2 separate regions of the Mus musculus genome follow, and region 1 is linked to region 2. Evidence: chromatin loops called from intact Hi-C (ENCODE). Cell type or tissue: left cerebral cortex. All regions are shown on one strand. Each heading gives the region's core, and the rest is flanking DNA. Links, peaks and the distances in the headings are about the cores only.

Region 1 (2,919 bases), core at 310-2,809, 110 kb before region 2:
TGACCCCTTATCTGAACGACATGTCTAGCACATGTTTTTTCTTCATTAGGTCTTCTTGGACTTAGGAGCATTTGACTATCGTTGTGTCTGTTGTGCCTTGTATCCAAATATATGTATACATCCAGACATGCATGCATATATATATATATATATATACACACACACACACACACATTATATGCAGATATACATGTGTGTGCACATATGTGTACAGGTGTGTGTGTGTGTGTGTGAGTGTGTGTGTGTGTGTGTGTGTGTGTGTGTGTATGCTCGCACACTTGCAGATGAAGGCCAAGGCTTAGCGTCAGGTATCTTCCTCGTGTCTCTCCCCTTGGTTTTTTGAGACACAGTCTCTTGTTAATGAAGCTCATCAATAGGGCTAGGCTGGATAAACAGTGCACAGGCAGGGAGCTGCTTCCCAAACACTAGCATTACAGATGTTCACCACCACACCTAAGCTCTTAGCTGAGTCCTGAGACTTACACATAGACGCTGTTGATGGAGCCATCACCCCAAACCCTTTGAGGCCTTCCATAGGGAGATCACAGGCAAGAGGTCAAGGCACTGGGTGGACCAAGAGAGGACACTTGTTTAAAGTATGAGAGCTGGGCCCAGAAGGACAAGCATCACTCTGCTGCACTTCAGCTGAGGACATACGGACCATTCAGGGCTTGTAAGTGAGTTAGCAAGTTGAAAACTGTGCCCTACCAAGTAGTGAAGGCTTCTTCACTTGAGCTGCTCAAAGGAGGGTCGTTATTCAAGACACCCCCCCACCCCGGGAGGGGGGCGCCATTTGTGGTGGAATCACCCACCAAAGCACATTCAGAGTAGAAGATCAAAGAGTTTCTGAATTGCCTCAGACACTTCCTAGAGAGCATGTAAAACATTGGCTAAAATAATAATAATAATAATAATAGTCTTGCTTGTACTGTTGCATTTTTTTTCTGTAATGCAAATACACTTGCTGTTTGAAGATGAACTATGCAGTGTCCCCCTCTTCCCAGAGTACCCTAGGTCTGACTAGGCCATGCATTCCCAGGCTGGGAGATGAGGATGGAGACAGCCTATCTCTCTTGATTCCAGGCCCTCTCTTTCCTCTGGCTCAGCGTCTCCTCTAGAGCTCATGTGGCCACCCTGCTTTCCCTGGCAAAATAAAACATTCCACTTCACGTGCTGGGCTCTGACACACGTCGTGGCTTTGCTCTGTGCTTACTCATCGAATAGCCTCTTCAGCTCTGCAGCCAAAACATAATCTGTAGTGTAAATCAACCAAGAACTTGCCTCTCTGTCTTTTTCAAGACTCCATCGGGGACAAAACTGAGATACACTCACGCTTACGGGGAGTAAGAATAGTTTCCCAGGCGCACAGGGATCTGCTGCACATCTGCAGGAACAAAAGCAGGATTCTGGGAGGCGAGCATCTTGGCTTCCTCTTACACAGGCTCCTCCTGCCACTGTGAGGAAGGAGGGGGAGCTATGACAGTCATTGCCACCACCGTGGCTTGGGCTGGCACTCAAGTGTCTCCAGCAGCAGAGGCAGGCAGCCACCCTTTTGTGAGACTTTCCGTGGTCAGTTTTACAACGTGACTTTTGATGATGCTTCATGGGACCTTGGAGCTGCCCTTCTGGGCCTTGAAATGCAGTGGGGTGCGGGTGAGAAGAGGTCTGACTGGGACTCTGTCTAAGGAGGCTTGACAAGTAGATCTGTCTAGTCTAAATCAGATCAACAGGTGTTGGGTTTAAGAAGTCTCTCTGGGGTCAAGGGTATAGCTTAGCATTCATGAGACCATAGTCCCTACTGAAAATAAAAAAGTCTCATTTCCACCTCCATATCCCTTTCTGTCTTAGAGCCATAATGATGATGTACATTCTTTTCAATTTTGAACAGTTAAACAAAGTACTGTTGAGTTCTAGACTTGGCCCATATGGCTTGGGTGGGCAGGAATTGTTTAAATTGTCCTCTCCCAAAGCTTGTTCAGTGGCCACTGGTGAGTGGAGCCTTGCAGCATGAGCATCCCAGTCAGTATTGACCATGAGAGGTGGAGGAAGTGTCATTAGAGCAGTGCATGTCCATTTCCCATCGAGGAAATAAGACCTATGCAGTGCTTGGGACTCAGTCCCAGGACAGGATTCTGGATACCCAGTGTGTAGACCAGGAATCCACTAGATGCTCACTTAAAGGACTCCAGATACAGGGAGACCTCAGGATGCCCCTCTGCCATAATATCCCAGGGCCCTTCCCTATGAGTTCCAATTTCCAGACCTGTTTGTAGAGCCCACCAGCTATTGCAGAGGGCATGTTTAAAGTAGTGATTCTCAGCCTGTGAGTCGAGACCCCCTTGGCAGATTTCTAATGAAGTAGCAACAAAAATAATTTTATGGCCGGGGTGGGTGGGTCACCACAACATGAGGAACTGTATTAAAGGGTCACAGCATTAGGAGGGTTGGGAACCACTGTCCTAAAGAGTCAGATAAGGATGCTGTTGGGAACTGAGCAGTGACTGCCCGAGGGAAGAGCCACTCTCCTGATCTACATCTGAGCACTTGGAATTGAGCATCATCACACTTAACCCCGACCACAGGCTATGTGAGTGGCCGGATGAGTCCTTTTAGATGACCTCCATGCCAGCTGGTGTGGCTCATTCCGTCGGTCATTTGAAGCTAGTGCTCATCAAAGCTAGCACACTGAGCACGCCCCTCGATCGCCTGCAGTGCTTTGTATGTTTGGCGCGAGTCTTCAGACTCTTAGTGTTCCCCAGAACCAAAGTGCTGCTGTTGTCTCTGTTGGTGTAGGGAACAGAGGCACAGGGCAGCTCAGTAACTGGTCCTATGTCACTGGGGAATTAAGTAGAGTGCTAGGGATTATATCTGAGCGTCGTGGCTTCAGAGCTGACCCAGTGAACATTGCTGCTCTTCCAT
Region 2 (2,919 bases), core at 109-2,608:
CTCAGAAATCCGCCTGCCTCTGCCTCCTGAGTTCTGGGATTAAAGGCGTGCGCCACCACGCCCGGCGATTCCCCACATGTTCATACCTTGGATCATGCAATTCAACATCTTACAATAATTTGATTTAAAGTTAGATATTCAAACTATCCATGACTGTTTGCAAAGGAACTCAAAACACTTATATTTTTCCATAATTTTTTGAGACAAAGGTATCTATAAACTATATTACATAAATATTTCATAAATCAAAATGCTGATGTTGGTTTCACAGGCATGTTCTTTTTTTACCCGTTTAGAAGGTTCTCGACTTCTTGAACTTCTGGTATGGTCTCTTCATTCTCGGAAAGGATGCGGGGCTGGAATTTTCTGTCTTGGAAGTCATACAGCATCACAATGATAAGACTGTTCAGCTGACTTGCCTACCGAGGGGAAACAAGGCACATGAAGAAAGCTGAAGGAACCCACCCAAGGGCTTGAGGTGCGACTCGGGACCTCCCAAGTGTGAGAGTGAATATGGATGGCAGAAATATTTTATCCTGTTATTTTTCATAACAGAATAAGAACATGATCGTTTTTTACACCATAGGGTTAGATTTAGAAATAGAGGAGGTCTTCAAAAGAAAAAAAATATCTAGTTTGAGAGGAAAACCTCAAAAAAGACAATTTGAGGTATTAGGAGTCACGTTGATAGAGCCAGGGTCAAAATGCAAGTCTTAGAAGTAGAAAATAACGTATATTTAAAGATGTCTCAACGTAATGCAAATTGTTATTTAGTTACAGAGGGAGTTTGCATACTTTCTCAACATAATGAGGCCAACTAATTCTAAAAGTTGTTTACTTACGATTGTGGTACTTGAGAAGATATAGCTATCTATTAATATACTTTCCAAAATATCTTGATCTGAAAGACAAGGGAAAAGCCTGCTACCCAAAATATCAAATCTGAAAAGAAAGACTTTAAATTATATACACTTTCTAAGTAATGCTGTAAATTTATTTTCATATCTAATATACACCTCATAATTGTATAAACTGCTAATAAATCATAATTGTAGCACAAGATGAAACAGTTATAATCTTTATGAATCCTGCATTCTTATGGTTCAGGTTCTACATAGATTCAAATCACTATCTGAATAAATAGAGTCGTCATAGAGGAATTCTAACCTTTAATTTATGACCTCTGAAAGACATTAAAGAAGATATAACTAATAATATTAAACAATAGGGGGGCTGGAAAGGTGGCTGGGCAGTTAAGAGCACTGGCTGCTCTTCCAGAGGATCCTGGTTTGATTCCCAGGACGCAAATTGTGGCTCTGAATTAGCTCCATTTCCAAGGGAATTTGGTGCCCTCTTCTGGCCTCTGATAGCATTACATACGCAACCATGTACATAAAAATATTTGAAATGTTAAATGATCTTTCTCTTTTCAGTTTTAAGTATTGCTGATACGTTATATAAATGACCAAATATTAATATTTTGTTCTGGGTTTTTGTTCTGCTTATGAGAGAGGTTAGTTTATCTGAACATCCTTGCTGGTGTTACTTATCAAGGTTTTTGCTAGCCTTGTGATGGGAAGTGTTTCTCTTCCTCTATTCTTTTTTTTTTTTTTTTTAAAGATTTATTTATTTATTATATGTAAGTACACCGTAGCTGTCTTCGGACGCTCCAGAAGAGGGCGTCAGATCTTGTTACAGATGGTTGTGAGCCACCATGTGGTTGCTGGGATTTGAACTCCGGACCTTCGGAAGAGCAGCTGGCTCGGGTGCTCTTACCCACCGAGCCATCTCACCAGCCCCTCTTCCTCTATTCTTTTGCACTTCTTTTATTAGGCATAATTTTAGCTTAAGTATCTGGCACTAATCAAGGCATAGATGAGATATTTAATCTAAGACCTGAATGATAGGAGTTGCCATGTAAGGTTTTGCATAAGGACAGTAGTCCAAACAGCAAAAAACAGAGAAACGACTCCATAGGTGCTGCGTGGAAACTGATAAACATATTTCTGACCCTCCCGCTAGGTTTGTGAGTATTTTATGATACACTTAAACTATAAACATCATGTATGTTTTAGTACAGCAAACAGGAAGTAAGCCCTAACTTTAATCCATTCACCATTCATGAGAAACAAAACTTAGTGATATTGTAGATGCTGGATTTCAATCTTTATTTGGAAAATGAGAAAGCCAAAGAAGACAAATTTTGAAGTGGAGACTACAATTCTCATAGGAAATATTTGCGGGGGAGGGGGCGCTGGAGAGATGGCTCAGTGGTTAAGAGCCCTGACTGCTCTTCCAAAAGGTCCTGAGTTCAAATCCCAGCAACCACATGGTGGCTCACAACCATCTGTCATGAGATCTGAAGCCCCCTTCTGGTCTGAAGACAGCTACAGTGTACTTAGATATAATAATAAATAAATCTTAAAAAAATCTTTTGGGAAACATTATACATATTTAAGCCACCAGCTTTGGAGACAAACTATAATTTCTATCAATGTAACAGACTTGTGACGTGGAAGATGTGTGTCGCAGGGCCGAGTGCAGGAAAACAGTGCACGATGTTGCCAGTGTTGCACTTGTTCTTCAGGACTCTGCAGAAACAGTCACCTCTGGCAGCCTTCCGTATGGTGCAGGAAGCACTAACTTTAGATATCTAAAGTTATATAGCACTCTTACTCTGAAATATCAATTTAAATAACAGCTATATTTTATTCGATGTATTCTATGTTTTGGGCAGGTGAAGGAAACTTGACACCCATATAGATAAAAATAAAAATAAAAATAAATAAATCTACAAAGATACACACACGCACACACACACACACACACGTTGACAGCTCTGCTCAGAGTAGACATATCTGGTTATGTCCTATCTACAGTTATCCTTACACTTGGGAGTTGGCAGTTAACTACCATGAA

What was found. Peaks named below come from ENCODE experiments on the same cell type or tissue, not always from the same donor. Only the 100,000 strongest peaks of a DNase experiment are listed, where the experiment ranks them.
Region 1: it touches region 2 in a loop (3-fold over the local background); 19 of 42 quality-filtered maps call a loop at or near these places.

Annotation. Positions count from the first base shown.
Region 1 is chr5:66,375,332-66,378,250 of GRCm38, reverse strand. The region is part of intron 9 of Apbb2 (amyloid beta (A4) precursor protein-binding, family B, member 2); the gene reads left to right. Among named protein-coding and RNA genes, the nearest start is that of Nsun7, 120 kb to the right of the region's middle. In left cerebral cortex, for the core only: no CTCF peak of the experiment used is centred there; a DNase peak (open chromatin) is centred at 1,317.
Region 2 is chr5:66,261,991-66,264,909 of GRCm38, reverse strand. Nsun7 (NOL1/NOP2/Sun domain family, member 7) reads right to left here. Exons shown (of 13, transcript NM_001302833.1): 3 at 843-901; 4 at 289-419. Among named protein-coding and RNA genes, the nearest start is that of Nsun7, 3.6 kb to the right of the region's middle. In left cerebral cortex, for the core only: a CTCF peak has its summit at 1,363 (motif pointing left); a DNase peak (open chromatin) is centred at 1,342.